2 separate regions of the Homo sapiens genome follow, and region 1 is linked to region 2. Evidence: chromatin loops called from intact Hi-C (ENCODE). Cell type or tissue: CD14-positive monocyte. All regions are shown on one strand. Each heading gives the region's core, and the rest is flanking DNA. Links, peaks and the distances in the headings are about the cores only.

Region 1 (8,343 bases), core at 293-8,292, 150 kb before region 2:
TATCAAGGCAATGGAGGCATTCTTTTTTTACTTTGTTTACATTCAGCCTATAACATAGATTCTTAGTCAATTGGTCCCTGTCTACACAGGCACCAGAGTAACCTCATGACAGCAGTTGCAGAGACAGTGCCTACATGGGGACAACAGTAAACATCAACGTGTCAAGGAGGCCAATGGAGACCTTGGGGACAGAGGAGGTGGCTGTCGCTCTACTCCAGCTGATTTCCACGTGAAAATAGAGGATCAAATGATCTTCAAGAGATGTAAAATTCCTAGGAAATTTCAATACTGACAGCTAACTAAAATGAAAACAATAGCAGCACACTTTGGGTCAAAGAAAATAGACCAGGTTGCTACTGCTGACTTGAGCATGCCTCCTTGGTATTGGGAGATATTTGGCTTTTCAGAAATGGCTTTGGGATTAGTTTTTCTGGGAGATTTCTTAATGGAACATTGAAGAGTGACTTAGAGATCAGGTTGGCTTGCCCTTGGAGACCAGATCAGATGTATCCAAAAACTTCCTGGTCTTAAAGGCCACCAATTCTCCTGCATCCTTCAGCCCACCTGAACTCCTGAATACCTCTCTGTATCTGAGGGTGTTTGGGGAGTCTGGAATCGATGATCCAGCAGTGGGTTTCAGGAACATCACATCTGGAATGAATCACCCTTCACTTGCTTTAACAGATCAGTCTTCAGGGGAAGCTGATTGCTCCCTTATCCATATCATACTTTGATTCATTTACACTTAAGTGATGAAAGTGGTCTTTTCTCCTCTCTCTTTAAATGGATACTAACCCAGGAGGGGCTTGGGGAGTTGTAAAGGGGAGTGCTAACTCCTTGGACACACTCTTGGTTGCATTCTCAAATGGACCACTCAATTAGGGGTAATATTTCATTGACTTGTGTGTCCGATGGCTCCATAGCCAGCAGTGTTTTCTAAATGGTCCTGAGGCAAGACTTTGGGCTTCAAAATCAGCCCTTCATCACCTTTATATCTGGGGCTGCATTGGCACAGCCTGGATTGAAGCAGTTATTTCTATCCGGGAAACAGCCACAGTCTCAGGCTGGGAGGTCTTGACTTGGACTGGCCTCACTTGTCAAAAGAATGGGTATTCTGATGCTTTCTGGGGCTGGGCTCATACAGCTTCCTTATCTGCATGTTGAATCTGACCACTCTGGTACCTGTCTGGGTTTTCTATAAGGGAAAAAGATGGTTGGATTGGAAAACAAATCAGGCTGTTTATGTGTTTTCCTGGATCTGCATAGAAAGTATAAATGTGTTCAGATAAACAGTCTTATTTTTCCAGAAACCTCGACATCAGGGAATGCTACAAATTAGTCTTAGCTTCAAGGGTGAAGCAAGTAGTTGCTTTGCTTGATATTTACATAAATAGCACAGGTTTTGTTAAAGAAATTTAATGCAACGGCAGGAGATGTGTGTGTGTGTGTGTGTGTGTGTGTGTGTGTGTGTGTGCTGTAGTCCCTAGGTGCTATAGGAACCAGTGGAAATTTTCCTAGTGACTGGAAGAATACATGATGTAGATGACCTTTCACTCTAATTATAAAACTGGCTTGAACGAATCTTTGGAAGTAATTGATTGGGCTCAGTGATAAAATGTTCTCAGTAGATCAACCTCTAACTTCCTTATACGATTACACCTTTGTCTTTGAATTAGTGGCTGGGTATAATTTGTAGCAAATACAAAGTTTGGAAACTAGCTGCCCATTTGAAAAATGTGGAAGACTATATGGCAGCCTGGTAAGGACAGGAACTACAGTGATAATTGCTAAAATAAATTAAGGATACTAGTTACAGTCACCTTTCTGATGACATTGATACACTTTATTTCTGTGAACTCTGGATTCTCACAACAACACTACAAGGTGGTTGCCATTATTATCCCTATTTTAGAGATGAGAAAGCTGAGGCATGGAAAGGCAAGTCACTTGCTCAAGGCCACAGCAATAGAAGAAATAGCAAAGCTTAGATTTGAAAATGGGTGACTTAATTTCAGAGTTTATTTTCCTGCCTACCTTGCAATCATGCATTTCTCATTCTATAGTTGAATACCTGGGTCTTGTACCGTACTTGGCACCCAGTAGGCACGTTGGATAAATTCTAATGCTTAGATAAAGCCCATTAATAGACGTGAATTTCTTTATAAATGTCAGTTTTTATTGTTACTGTTGATGCTACTACTATTATTAATTGCAATAGCTGCTATTTATTGGACTCTTTCTCTGTGTCAGGCACCAAGCTGCACTTAGCATGTGTTATTTCATATCTTCCTCATAACAATTCCATGTTGCAGATAGGAATGCTGAGGTATTGAGTAGGTAATTATTTAAATTTATAAGTCATTCTACTAGAAAAGAGCAGTGTCAGACAGAAGTCTGTTCTTACTCCAGAGCTGGTTGCCTTGACTATCAAGGCAATAAAATGTGATTGCCATGAAAGCTTCCATTTTCTTCTTCTGTCAAAAAATACTCTTCTTGGGGTTTTCTAGGGATAAAAACAAAGCAAAACCACAATGATGATAATAATCCAAAAATAGAGTTTGAGATATCCTCAAATGACAATATTTACTGGATAATAAAGGAAGTCTTCATTATCTAGGGCAGCTTTTTCCAACACTTCAGTCCTTGCACATGGTCTTTATGATTTTTTACCATATCTAAATTTCACGTAAACTTTTAATGTTTTTCTATATTAATTAACTTTTGAAAACTAAAGTATGTTGATGTTCAATAGTCTTTTTTTTTTTTTTTTTTTTTGAGATGGAGTCTCGCTCTGTCACCCAGGCTGGAGTGCAGTGGCGTGATCTCGGTTCACTGCAACCTCCAGCTCCCGGGTTCAAGCAAGTCTTCTGCCTCAGCCTCCCAAGTAGCTGGGATTACGGGCATGTACCATCATGCCCAGCTAATTTATTTTTATTTTTATTTTTATTTTTAGTAGAGATGGGGTTTCACCAGTTGGCCATGCTGGTCTTGAACTCCTGGCCTCAAGTGATCCTCCTGCCTTGGTCTCCCAAAGTGCTGGGATTACAGGCATGAACCACTGCACCCAGACTTAATAGTCATATTTTGAGAGTTTTTGTATATATATATTTATTTATTTCTAGAATACATTAAAATAACAACATGGCTCATAAATAGAAAATCTTTTCTATATACTAGATAGTAATGTTTGCTATTTTTTACTGTTTTCTCTTTAGAAAATATCTGTACTACTTCCTAAAGTCATCTTTCACACCTCCTCTAGTTCACTTACTACTCCATGGGATACAAAGATGTACAAACACTCTCTACAGGCAAATAAACCAACCTCAGGCTCATCGATGAAGCAAGAAATAGTTTTGGAGTCAGGAAAGGGGACTATGTATGCTCTGAATGGCTGCCACTCAACTGTCCCTCAAGGAGCTCCCACTCAGAGAAGGCAAGATATGTGACACAATGATGGTCCAGTTAGCAAGGAGGGAGTTCAGAGCAGGCAGATGACTCTGTGGGCTGGATAGGAGAGCTTATTGTAGGAACTTTCTTTGGAAGGATGCACAGGATTAGCGTGGAGAGGTGAAGAGGGCACATCGAAGCGCCTGTAGGGGCCCAGCTCTCTGCTGTCTAGTCGCCGACTTCCAGGTCACACCCCACCACTTCAGGGTATGCAACTGTGAGCCAGCGTCACAAATCAGATCTGAATAGGGGTCTTCATGGCCAAGGGGTCAGGTTTCAGGTCCTCTCACCTCCAAGTTACACTGAAGCTGACCTTTTTCCACTTTTGCTGTGTTTTCTTAAGTCTATAGCACATACCATCTGTTTTCAATTTTGTGAAGAGTAATAAAAGAATCTAATCCAGTTTTTCAAAACACTTAATTTTTTTAAGGAAAAATAGTCTCTTTTTTCATTTTAGTACTTCAGCGTTTAACAAATGATATTTACTTACCAACACAATTTATGCAATTTCCCACCCTGATAATGCATCTGTTTTTCTCCTGTCCATTTTAACACTTACTGTCTTCTTGCGTTAGCTATTAAAGACTGAGAGGAGTTAAAGATGTAAGCCAAAGCAGGTAATTTCCTAAAGAGAAGAAATGTACCTTAAATGATTTCTCTTTGCTAGACCTGTTTGTTCTCCCTTCATTTGGCTCTTTCTGAAGAAAATAAAGTAAAATAAAATAAAATAATAAAGTTGGGGTTGTGGGGGGTAATTAGCAACAAATATCTTTTGGATCCAAAGAGGTGACAGGAAGCCTCTGAAAGCAAGATTTTTAAAACAAACCCTAATTTCCTAGAAGCAGAGTTGGAGCTGGCCTTTTAACACTGTTGCACATTAATGCAGCTTCCCCTCCCATTGGGAAGCTGAGGCCCAAGTGGCAGTCATTACTGCCAGTAGCACAGTTACCCAGTGGATTCCCGGAAGGGCTCACTTGCAAGATTCAGTCAGATCATCTCCAGGGGCTTCCAGTTCCCATCATCTCAGGAATGAAATATTCAGTATCATCTTTCTGCACCTGATGCTGCCATGGATTAAATTCTTGCTGCCTCCATTACTGGGGAAGCCAAGAGGTTGGGCTGTAGTGATTGGATATGAAGTACTTAATGACTGCACTTGGCTAAGAAAAGGCAAGAAAAAGAACCGGCCAGAACCACAGTCTCTACTGGTGGTTATGGGCTGGAGAACAGACCCTCCAGAGATGCTGTAGCTCAAGAATAATTTAGTTGAAAGACCTCCCCAACCTGCCCCAGACACAGCATATTTTGAAATCACATGCCCCATGACCTGTAGTCACCCACGATGACAAACAAAACTGTACAAATGGTGTTAGTTTTAACCTGGACAAGTTCACATTGGTTCCTCTATTCTTGTCTGCTCCTCATAGTTTCCCCAAACTGCTGGGTTCAGTCTTCTGCTTTTTACTCTCTATTCCCTCTTTTTACATAAACTCCCATCAACTATGAGCTATGAGCATGAGTCCCAAATCAACTGCTTTGGTGCGATTATCTTCTTGGCAATATTAACTGCTTAATAAACAATTATTGAATGGTTGAATGAATGAGTGAATTGAATTCATGAGTTCAATTCACTCACTGACTTACGAATGTCATTTCCACCAAGCTCTAGATTTACATTTCCTTCCTTCCTTCCTTCCTTCCTTCCTTTCTTTTTTTCTTTTTTAGACAGAGTCTTGCTCTGTCACCCAGGCTGGAGTGCAGTGGTGTGATCTTGGCTCACTGCAACCTCCACCTCCCGGGTGCAAGCAATTCTCCTGCCTCAGCCTCCTGAGTAGCTGGGATTACAGGCGTCCACCACCATGCCCGGCTAATTTTTTAAATTTTTTTTTATTTTTAGTAGAGATGGGGTTTCACCATGTTGGCCAGGCTGGTCTCGAACTCCTGACCTCAAGCAATCCACCCACTTCGGCCTCCCAAAGTGCTGGGATTACAGGCGTGAGCCACTGCACCTGGCCTAGATTTACATTTTCAACTGCTTATAGAACATCTCTTCCTGGATGTCTATGGTAGGCTGAATAATGACTCCCCCAAATATGTCCATGTTTTAATTCCTGGAAGCTGTGAATGTTACCTTATATGGCAAAAAGTACTTTGCATAGATGATTGTGTTAAAGATCTTGTAATGGGGAAAATTATCCAGGCTTAACTGGGCAGGACTGATGTAATCACAAATATCCTTGTAAGAAAGACGCAAGAGGTGTTAGGGACAGAAAATAACTATGTGATGATGGAAGCAGAGGCTGGAATGATGCAGTCCAAGCTCAGAAATGCCTGCAGCTTCTAGAATCTGGAAGAGGCAAGGAATGGATTCTGCCATGGAACCTTCAGAAGGAACTAGCCCTGTCAATACTTTGATTTTATCCTCTTAAGACTCATTTTGGACTTCTCATCTCCAGAACTGTAAGAAAGCAAATTTGAGTTGTGTAAAGCTATGTTTGTAGTAATTTGTTACAGCAGCAATAGGAAGCTCATACAATGTCTTATGACAACTCTAACAACAAATTTGCTATCCTCTTTCCCAAATCCCTGCCTTCAACCTCAGCTAATGGCTGGCTCATTCTCAGTTTCCTGGACTAGGCACTTCTGAGTCTCCTTCAGTTTTTCCCTGTCCCTTTCGCTTTCAGTCAGGACTGCCAGATTCTGTTTATTCTGTACCTGGAATGTTTGTCAATCCTATTCCTTTTGTTTGTGTCTGTAGCAATGTTGCCAGTAGCTAGAACACTGCCTGGTATATTGTAGGCTCCCACTAAATGTTGAATGAATGTGAGTTGCTACTCTCCTTTTCTGATTCCTTTTACATGTTCTTTCCATGGTGTATAATTTCCATTATGAAATCTCTGAGGGCGGGGCAGTGTCTTTTCCCAGCATTCCATCCAGGTCTGGAACATACAGTCACCCGTGCATGGTGAATGAATACATGGACTTACTCCTTGTCACCACCCAATTATTGAAAAATGTCAGCAGTGGTGACAAGCACCAGGTAGGGAGTCAGAGGGCAGTGGGTTTAGATCTATGCTCTGTAATTATCTCTCTCTCTCTATCTCTCTCTCTCTGTCCATATATATATATATATATATATATATATATATATATATATATATATTTTTTTTTTTTTTTTTCTGGCAAGATGCAAATCTTTTCAAATCATGGTTTGCTCCACTATAAAATGGGGACTCACCTTTTGGGGTGTTGTGAGGAATACACCGGGGTCTGGCTCAGGGTATCAGATAGCTGATAAGTATGAGTTCACATCATTATTTTCCTGTTGACAGAGAGCACCCAGGTTAAGTTCTCTTTATTAGCCAGTGGCTGGAGTGTGGCTGCAAATGCGCATTGAGGGGATGCAAGGGCACTGGCAGAAAAGGAGGGCAAAGAATGGGGATGGGGAAGGCAGAGAGGCAGGCGTTTTGCATTCAATAATTGAGTACAATTTGGAAACACTTGCCTTGTGTAGCCCTCAGCTGCCTGTGAAATTCATCTGAATCTTGTTCCGTTGGCCTATGGGGTATTTTCAAATACAAATTAGGTTGGCCAGAATTCCTTTTCTGCACCAACTCTCCTGGGTGCAACTTAGAGGTTATTAAGATGCCTAATAAAAGGAGAGAGCACATTTAATAACATTACCATCAGCTCCACGGAGCTGAGCTATGCGGGCCCACAGTGCCCCAGAGCCCACAGCCTCCCCCCACTGGTGCACTTGCTTAGAAGAGGCCCTATAATTATCCACATTTAAAAAGCACCATTAAATCCATCGAGGCAGTCATGTCCCATTTGCAGGGCCTTTCTGCCCACATTACTCGGGAGACCCAGGCCCTAGCTTCTTTTGGCGGGAGGAAAGGGGGAATAGATGGAGGTTCTTGGGCTAAAGTGATGGCTGGTTAAATTCACAAAATGGCAGTCTGCTAAGTGCCATTGTCATTCTTGCAGGAGCTTTTCCTCCCTTTATTTTGTGGATTTATTTAGCAAACCTTTCGTGAACACTTGCTAGGTTTCAGCACCATACCACCACTTCTCATACGGGAATCCGTTGAATCCTCCCAAGGACTCCTGCAGTAGATCAGTGGTTTTCAACTGGAAGTGTGCTGGGAGACATTTGGCAGTGTCTGGACATGGTTTTGGTTGTTACATCCTGATTGGGGAGGTGCTACCAGCATCCAGTGGGTAGAGGCTGGGGATGCTGCTTAACACCCTGCAGCACACAGGCAGGCCCTTACAGCGGTGAATTGTCTGGCCTGAATGTCAGTAGTGGTGAGGCTGAGCAACCCTGCAGTTGATGCTGCTCTTTTCCTCCTTTGCAAATGAGGAAACCAAGGCCCCAGAGAGGTTAGGAGATTTCTGTGGTGTCACACAGCCAGTCAGTGGTAGATCCATCGGAACCGGAGCTCTTTATTTATTTATTTATTTATTTATTTATTTATTTTTCCATGTCTTTTTTTGTTGTTGTGGTTGTATTTTAGAACTTTTTTTTAAAATTATACTTTAAGTTTTAGGGTACATGTGCACAATGTGCAGGTTTGTTACATATGTATACATGTGCCATGTTGGTATGCTGCACCCATTAACTCGTCATTTACATGAGGTATATCTCCTAATGCTATCCGTCCTCCCCACCCCCCACCCCACAGCAGGCCCCAGTGTGTGATGTTTCCCTTCCTGTGTCCAAGTGTTCTCATTGTTCAATTCCTACCTATGAGTGAGAACATGTGGTGTTTGGTTTTTTGTCCTTGCGATAGTTTGCTGAGAATGATGGTTTCCAGCTTCATCCATGTCCCTACAAAGGACATGAACTCATCATTTTTTATGGCTGCATAGTATTCCATGGTGTATATGTGC
Region 2 (8,343 bases), core at 157-8,156:
ACTGACTGTTCCTGCTACGTACAGGGTAAATCCACCCATTTTCTCACATGATCTTACTTAATCCTTTTAACAGCCATATGAGGTAGGTACTGTTAGTAACTGTGTTTCATAGGTGAGAAAGTTGAAGCTGAGAGAGATTCAGTAGCTTGCCCAATGTTGCACACCTTGGTAAGCAGTAGCACAGACTTTGATTCCAGGCGCTCTGATTCCAGAGTTTACATTCTTATCCAGAATGCTCTACTGACCTGTGCTGGGCTATGCTAACCACAGTCTAGGAACACACATCAGGAAAGAAGGTACCAACTGGAGAGGTCTCTGATCATTCGGAGCTGTTCTCTGGGGACATCTACTATGGGGAACATACCACTCTCCACACTCCAGCTCAGCTCTCTTCCCCATAAGCTCAGAAGCCTGGTTTTTACAGGGATAGGTTAACATTAACAGGGTCCACAGAAACTGCTGTGGTACCAAGAATGTTAAGCTTGTTAATTTACTAAGAACAAGGCCACAGTCTGGAAGGACTTGCACTGGCCTGTCAGTGCATCATCACCCTGCAGCAAAGCTACATGGGAGCTAACAAACAACTGCTTTCCAGAACTTGGTGCCTGGACTCAGTGCATGGGGAGTCATGCAGCTAACTCTCAGCTATCTTTTTAGCATCCCTCTTCCTCTCCACCACTGCCCTCATTCCAGGAGTAATGGAAACCCTAATATCCCCACATAAACCAAGGCCATTTCTCCCCTTTATCTACAGTCCCAAGAGTGACCACCCGCCTGCCCCCATTCCAATGGCATACTATTTGTATAGATTTCTTACTACATTTAATCTGACTATAGTCAAGTCTTGTTGGTCTGGGAGCCATTCTGCCTTCTGAGGATGGCTTTGTATATCTCGGCCCAGGTCTGTTAACTTGAATTAAAGTTTACTTCTGTAAGGGCAATTTTTAAAAACATCATTGAAGTATACTTTATATATAAAAATAAATCATTTGAAATGTGCAATTAAGTGATTTCTAAGACTTTTGGTGGGTTGTGCAATCATGGTCATAATACTTGCAGTGCTCCAGTGAGATCCATCATGCCCATTCACACTCTGTTCCCAACCCCGTTTCATATAAATAAAATCCTACAATATACCTGGCTTCTTTCACTTAGCATAATGTTTTGGAAATTTATCCATGTTGTAGCATGTATCATTATGCATTACTTTTTATTGCTGAATAGTATTCCATTGTATGGGTATGTCATATTTCATTTATCTATTCATCTGTTGATGGACATTCAAATCGTTTCTGTTTTTGGCTGTTATGAATAATGCTGCTGTGAACATTCACGTGAAGGCCTTGTGTTATCATAGGTTTCCATTTCTCTTGGGCAGATACCTAGAAGTGGAATTGCTGGATCATGTGGTGTATTTCTGTTTCATTCTTTAAGAACTGTCCAAAATGTTTTTCAGTGTGGATACAAGTCCCTTAACAAATGTATGATTTGCAAAATTTTCTCACTTTCTGTGGGTTATCTTTTCCTTTCCTTGGGAATGTACCTTGAAGCATAAAATCTTATAATGTTGATGAAGTCCTTCTCATCTAATGTTTTTCTCGTTTTGCTTGTGTTTTTAGTGCGATATCTAAGGAAATATTGCCGAGCTCAAGGTCATGGAGATTGTATACCTGTGTTTTCTTCTAAGAGTTTTATAGTTCCATATTCAGGCCTTATAGTTCATTTTGAATTAATTTTTATATGTTGTTTGCAGCAGAAGTCCAACTCAATTTTTTTGCGTGTTTTATTTGTTCAGATTCTTTGTGGCCTCTTTGTGTAACTTTCCTTCCCTCTGGGTAGAGAGTAGGACACCTGCTTTAGAAAGGTCTTATCAGCTACTTTCAGGGGTGACCCAGACAGTAATTTTTGTAGGTTTTATCACTTGATTTGGGGGAGAAAGAGGAATGGGAGGCAGGAAAGTGGAAGAAGGTGAGATCTTCTTGCTTTTGAGGCTCTCCTATCTCCTTCAGTTAAAAAGTACTCGCAAGCCAAGGCACCATACTTTGGGGTATTGCGTTCTGAGCCCTAACAAATCTGCAGATCAATTTTGGAAATACTGCCATTTTAACAATATCAGACCTTCCAAACCATAAACATGGATATCTTTCCATTTAGTTTGTTCTCAAATTTATTTCAATAATAGTTTATAGTTCACAGTGTACAAATCTTGCACTTCTTTGGTTCAATTTATCTATAAGCATTTTATTCTTTTTGATACTATGTAAGCAGAGTTATTTTATTAATTTTATTTTTGGATTGCTCATTGCTAGTGTATGGAAATTTAACTGACTTTTGTGTATTGATCTTGTGTCATGCAACCTTACTGAACTCATTTATTAACTCTAATAGCTTTTTAGTCGACTTTTTAGGATTTTTCTATGCTCAAGACCATGTCACATGCAAATAGAGGTAGTTTTACATCTTTCTTTCCATTATGCATGACTTTTATTTCTTTTTTTTTTGTCTAATTTCTACGGTTCACACCCCCAGTGTAATGGTGAATAAAAACTGTGAGAGCAGACATTCTTGTCTTGCTTCCAATTTTAAGAGAGAAGCAATCAGCTTACACCACTAAGTATAATTTTAGCTGTAGGTCCTTCACCTTTTCTTAGGTTGTATCTTTACCTGAAATATTTTTTCTACCTTTATATTTCTGTTTTTCAAAATAGTACCCATTAATCAAGGCCAAATACTCAAGTAGATATCATCCCTCCCACCCTAGAATCTCTCTTAACAATTTGCTTATATAATCGCACAGAGCACTAAGTATATTCCGCCTTTTGCTATAGTCATGTGTGGTTATTCTGGTAAGCCATCTCCTATGTATCTAGCAAAGTCTCTTTGAAAGTGGACTGTGTTTGCTTATTTTTACATTCCTAGTACCAAGACAAAGAGTTACAAATAGGAGCTTATGTCTTTTGAGTGAATGGATAAAACTAATTTATAATGAGATGTTGGTGCTTCACAGAAGCCTAATGTGTTGTTTTTCTGGGATATTTAAATTTGAAAGGAAGATCAACTTAAAATGAATTGGTCTTTAAATTATAAAAGTATCATTAGAAAACACAACCCAATTTTTAAAATAAGCAAAAGATTTGAAAGACACTTCACCAGAAAAGATATATGAATGGAAAATAAACACATAAAAAGATACTCAACGTTAGTCATTTAGGGAATTGCATTAAAACTATGATGAGATTCACACCTATTAGGATAGCTAAACAAAACAAAAACAAAAAAGAAACCTGCCAGTATCAAGTGCTGACAAGTATGTAAAACAACTGGAACTCTCATTTATTGCTACTGAAAATGCAAAATGTTACAGTCACTTTGGAAAGTAGATTGGCAGGGTCTCAAAAAATTAAACACAAATTTACCATATGATCCAGAAATCCTATTCCCGGGTATTTACATAAATAAAATAAAAACTTATATACAAAAACCCTGTGCAAAAAGGTTTATAGCAGCTTTAATCGTCATCATCAAAAACTGGAAACAACTCAAATGTCCCTCAATGGTACATAAATTAACAATCGGTGAAACATCCATACAGTGGAATATTACTCATCGGTAAAAAGGAGTAGACTACTGATACACACAAAAGTATGGACAAATTTCAAATGCAATCTCAAATAGCAGGCAGCAAGCTTATAATTAGCTTAAACTAATGGAATATGTTCTCCAAGAATTCTATGCTAGACTGTTTGAACCAACATGAAAGTTTCCTTAATGGCTCTCCTGCTCTCAACTCCTTCAACACATATCATTTGAGCTGTACAATTCAGCATACTCAAATGCATATGCTGAATGAAAGAAGCTATACCCAATGCATGATTACATTTTACATGGCATTATGGAAAAGAGTACATTTATAGGGAACACAGAAGTATCCGTGGCTGCAGGAGTTAGGAGCTGGAGGCTGGTGACATCAAAGGGATAAAATTAGGAACTAGTTTGGGGAGGAAGGAAGTATTCTGTATCTTGATTGCGGTAGTTTTCTTGCCAAATTCTTACACAATGGCATGCATTTGTTAAAATTCATAGAACTATATGCCACAGAGTGAATTTTACTGTAAGCAAACTAAAAAAATTATTAAAACAATAATATAACTAAATGCTTTTTTGGACAGAAGTAGATGTAGAGCCTGAATTTCAGCTTCATAGATTACAGGACAGGTGACCTGAGGTACATGTGGCTCTCTGACCTCTTGCCAAGGAGTTGCAGTGAATGGTGTGCTGTCAGCAGCGAGTGCTAGTGAGTAGTGACTTAACTTTTTAGGACATCAAGGAGAGCTTAGAAGTGCCAGGAAGAAAAGTGGCCAATAAAACAAAAAAACCTTTCAAACTAGAAGTGAGGTCATGGGGTAGCTACTTCAATTGTGTGTTGTTTGAGGAGAAGGCGGCCAACAATAGCTTGCTTCTTGTGAAGAATATGTGGAAGGAAAAAAAATTACATAAAGGATAGGATCAAACGGTTCCTTCCTGAATGATTATCGTCAGCAGCATTATAGATTCCAAAGAGAAGACACCCAGTGGTCCTCATTGAGAATCCAGTGCAAACCTCTTTGTAGAATGCTTGCTCTACAAAAGAAGCTTTCCAGTGATTTAGATGAGGGTGTAAGGGAGGCAGAAAGACATAGATGAATCCCAGCTCTGTCATTTACAAACTCAGAGCCCTTGCAGAAATCACTGTGCCTTTCTGATCTTCAGTTTCTACATCTATAAAGCAGGGTTAACAAGCACCTATCTTTCAGTGTTGAGAGAATTAAATGAGATACTGCACACATAGCACTAGGCTCAATACCTGGAAGATAGAAAACCCTTACTAACTTGTAGTGAACATTACATTGCTGCCAGTTTTCACGAGCATGCATATGTTTATTTTTCTCAAGTTCATTCTTGAATTTAATTTTTTTTTCTTGTCAGTACCTCGTCAGTAGGAGACCATCATGTCTAAGAAGCATCATCTTGCTGCCTAGAGTATATAGAGTGAAATTGAAGAGAAATTTCTTATTCTCAGAAGCACAGAATCTTTTATACTCAATACAGAGAACCTTCAAAAGCAAGAGCTGTGACTTCCTCACTCCAGAACTGGTTAACCTGTTGGGATATTTGGTAGATGAATTCTGCACCACGCGCTCTTCTTTACTATGCACTAGACCAGGAGACAGCAGATGCTCTCCATGCTCTCCTTCCAACACAGAAAACCAATCTCCCAGCACCAGGGGAGACCATAAAAAAGGAAAAAAAAATGCAAATGCCCAACATTGATTAGTTTTGCCAGCTGCTCTTCCTCCAGAATCAACGGACTGGCTACTTTAGCTGTAAAGTCTGTTGGACAGACTCAGGATTTTTTTTTTAAAGAAATGGTATTAAAAAACAAATAATGCTTTCCAGTCCAAACATCAAAAAAGTTGACAAATGGAGGGGGTATTTAATAAAGAAAGAAGGAAAATAACATGCAGCTTTTGGACTGTTTGACTTTGGGGAAGGCCTGTTTCTTTTAAATATGCAGTTGGAAACTCAAATGCACTCAGAGGCCAGACTAGTCCTGTAAATGAAAGAAGCATCATCTGAGTATAAGGCAATAGGGAGTGGTGGTGAGTGTGGACCTAGTTTTCTTCCTCCCACTATTTCGAGTTTATTTGAATACAAAAAATATTTCACTTTTTTTCTAGACTCTGCTGTGGAGGAGAAAATACAGAATGTGTTATGAAAACTGATAACTGTTACAACTTCAAAGACATGGAGCAACCTTGGTCGCCATTTTGGTTGTGTGGTGGACTCAGGAAGCCCATTCACATCTGAGTTGAGCAGCTCTTATGCACCTCCAGCAACTACTATTGTGCAAGAATGTGAGCCCACACTCACCACTACTCCCCATTGTCTTATCCTCAAATACTTCCTCTCTCATTATTTACATGACTAGTCTGACCTCTAAACGCTAAGTATTTAGTTATTCAAGAGACACCCTACATATTGATTTTGATGTGATTTCTAAACTACATCAACACGTGGATGATTTTAATGCTGATGATTCATTCCACTTTGAAAAACAATGGTGTGGGCCAAATACAACATGTTTATATGTTAGTTTCTGCCAGTGACTATCAGTGTGGACCTCTTCTTTGTACCTCAGTTCGATAATTGTTGTATAGTAATGCTTTTTGACAGATGGCAATCCATGATAGAAACAACATAAATTTTGTTAGAAATAATTTCTTATTAATTTCTAAAAGGATTATGAATTAACACTGTGTTGTGAAGTATGGAGTCATTTATTAAAGAATTATTCTAAAAGCAAAGGATGGGAAATAGACCAAATGGCCTTTAATAGCAGATGGTTACATAAAGTATATTACCTCTGATCAATATTATGTAACTATTAAAATATGAAGCAAAAATATGAGGCAGTTGTACAGTGCTAACATGAAACCATGCTATGATACATATGTGTGTGTGTATGTGTGTGTGTTTTACATATACATATTTTTCCATACTGTGAAAAAATCAAAGTGCAGAAAATTGTGCATAGCATGCTACTATTGCATTATATATGTTTGTGTGTGTGTATATATATATGTATATATATATATGTAATTTAACAACAAGTAATATTACAAAAATTCCACTAATTCACAGGACACAAGCAGCCTCTTTCATAAAGGTTGTAGCATAGTGGGAATAGGTTGTCATAACAATAGAGATGATGGACATTTTTTCAGGGAATCTCATGGCTAGAACATGCTTCATCCTCTTTCCATCACCTGCTTCTGAGAGACAATGACATTGGTTTTAATGGGTGGTCACAGACTCCAGTATGAAATGTAAAGTGGTCACAGAAAGTATTAATTTTAACAAACATAACAGGATCCTAATCACAAAGGCACAAGTGAATATTGTGGTAGTTCACATACATAGGATTTACTAGCAGTGGCTTTCCTACCAGACTCTCCATCCCTTTTTATCTATGCCCTCTTCTTTAAAATGTGCTCATCTCCCCAGAGGTGTTTCTGGCCTACCTGTTGTTTAGCCACTTCCCCATTTTGGTCCTGAGTTTGGCTCATTTTTGAGCATGACTTGTGTAAGCTCTTGACTAAGCTGACTGATTTAGTGTTTTCTAACAGATGCTTGAATTTGCCAGAGGTTGTCTGGGCCCTGCTGGGAATATGCACCTCTTGCAAGGAAGAGAATGAGATAATGAATGACCTCTCTTCATTTTCTTTCCCTCAACCTTAATTTATAGCTAGATATGTATGTAGATATAAATATGACTAAAGACTATATATTATATCTATATGAATGTGACAGAAACTATAACAATGATTGTCTCTGGGAATATATGTTCTTTTTATGCCCAATAAGCTGAATATCAGATTGACAAACTGCATTTCTGGTATCACAGATGTGTACATGAAATGAGAGAAGAAGGAGAAATTACCTAGTTTGTGACATTTAAGTCTCTGTCTTAAACAGAAGTAAAATTTCTAATCAGTATGGGAAAGTTAGATAATCTAATAAGTGATACTGAGACATCTGGCTAACCATCTAAAAATTTATATCCCTACCTTACTCCTTCTACCAAAATAAATTTGTGAGTGACAGTCTATAAAACAGTCCCTATGAGTGACAGTCTATAAAGCAGTCTCTATGATTCCCACCTCCTGGTATTCATACCTTTGTGTAATCCTTTTGAGTGTGGGCAGGACCAGATACTTATTTCTAACCACTAGAATGTGGCAAAGATTATAGGTTGTAAGTGATCACATGTATGTGATTACATAAAAGTGTAATGCCTATTTTTCTAGAGTCTCACCTTTCTCTCTCTTTTTTCCTTCCTCCTTTCTTCCTTCTCTCCTTTATTGGTTTTGATAAGGCAAGATGCCATAAATCTTACAGCATCAGAAAATGAATTCAGACAACAAAGTGAGGGAGCTTGGAAGTGGATCCTTCCCCAGTTGAGCCTCTGATGAGAACACAGTCCTGGCCATCACCTTGGTCACAGCCTATGAAACCCTAAGAAGAGGCCCTAGTTAAGCTATGGCCAGAGTCTTGATCAACAGAAACTGTGAGATAATATATGTATGTCAGTTTAAGCTGCTAAGTTTTTGATAACTTGTTATGCAGTAATAGAAAAGTAATGCAAAGCTCCACATGGATTAATGAATTAAATGTAAAAAAAATTAGCAGAAACCATACAAATCACTAAAAGGAAAAGTGATGAAATGCTTTTGTGATCTTGACATACAAAAGAGCTTTCTAAAGAAGAAACAAAACCCAAATGCCATAAAAAAGACTGACAGA

What was found. Peaks named below come from ENCODE experiments on the same cell type or tissue, not always from the same donor. Only the 100,000 strongest peaks of a DNase experiment are listed, where the experiment ranks them.
Region 1: a loop joins it to region 2, with 5 times the contacts of the local background. A loop is called at or near these places in 1 of 110 quality-filtered maps.

Annotation. Positions count from the first base shown.
Region 1 is chr5:158,219,599-158,227,941 of GRCh38, forward strand. No RefSeq gene overlaps it. Among named protein-coding and RNA genes, the nearest start is that of LINC02227, 190 kb to the right of the region's middle. In CD14-positive monocyte, for the core only: no CTCF peak of the experiment used is centred there; DNase peaks (open chromatin) are centred at 4,363 and 4,833; H3K27ac peaks cover 2,235 bases.
Region 2 is chr5:158,369,808-158,378,150 of GRCh38, forward strand. All of the region lies in intron 1 of LINC02227 (long intergenic non-protein coding RNA 2227), which reads right to left. Among named protein-coding and RNA genes, the nearest start is that of LINC02227, 36 kb to the right of the region's middle. In CD14-positive monocyte, for the core only: no CTCF peak of the experiment used is centred there; DNase peaks (open chromatin) are centred at 3,994 and 5,884; H3K4me3 peaks cover 1,427 bases; H3K27me3 peaks cover 1,993 bases.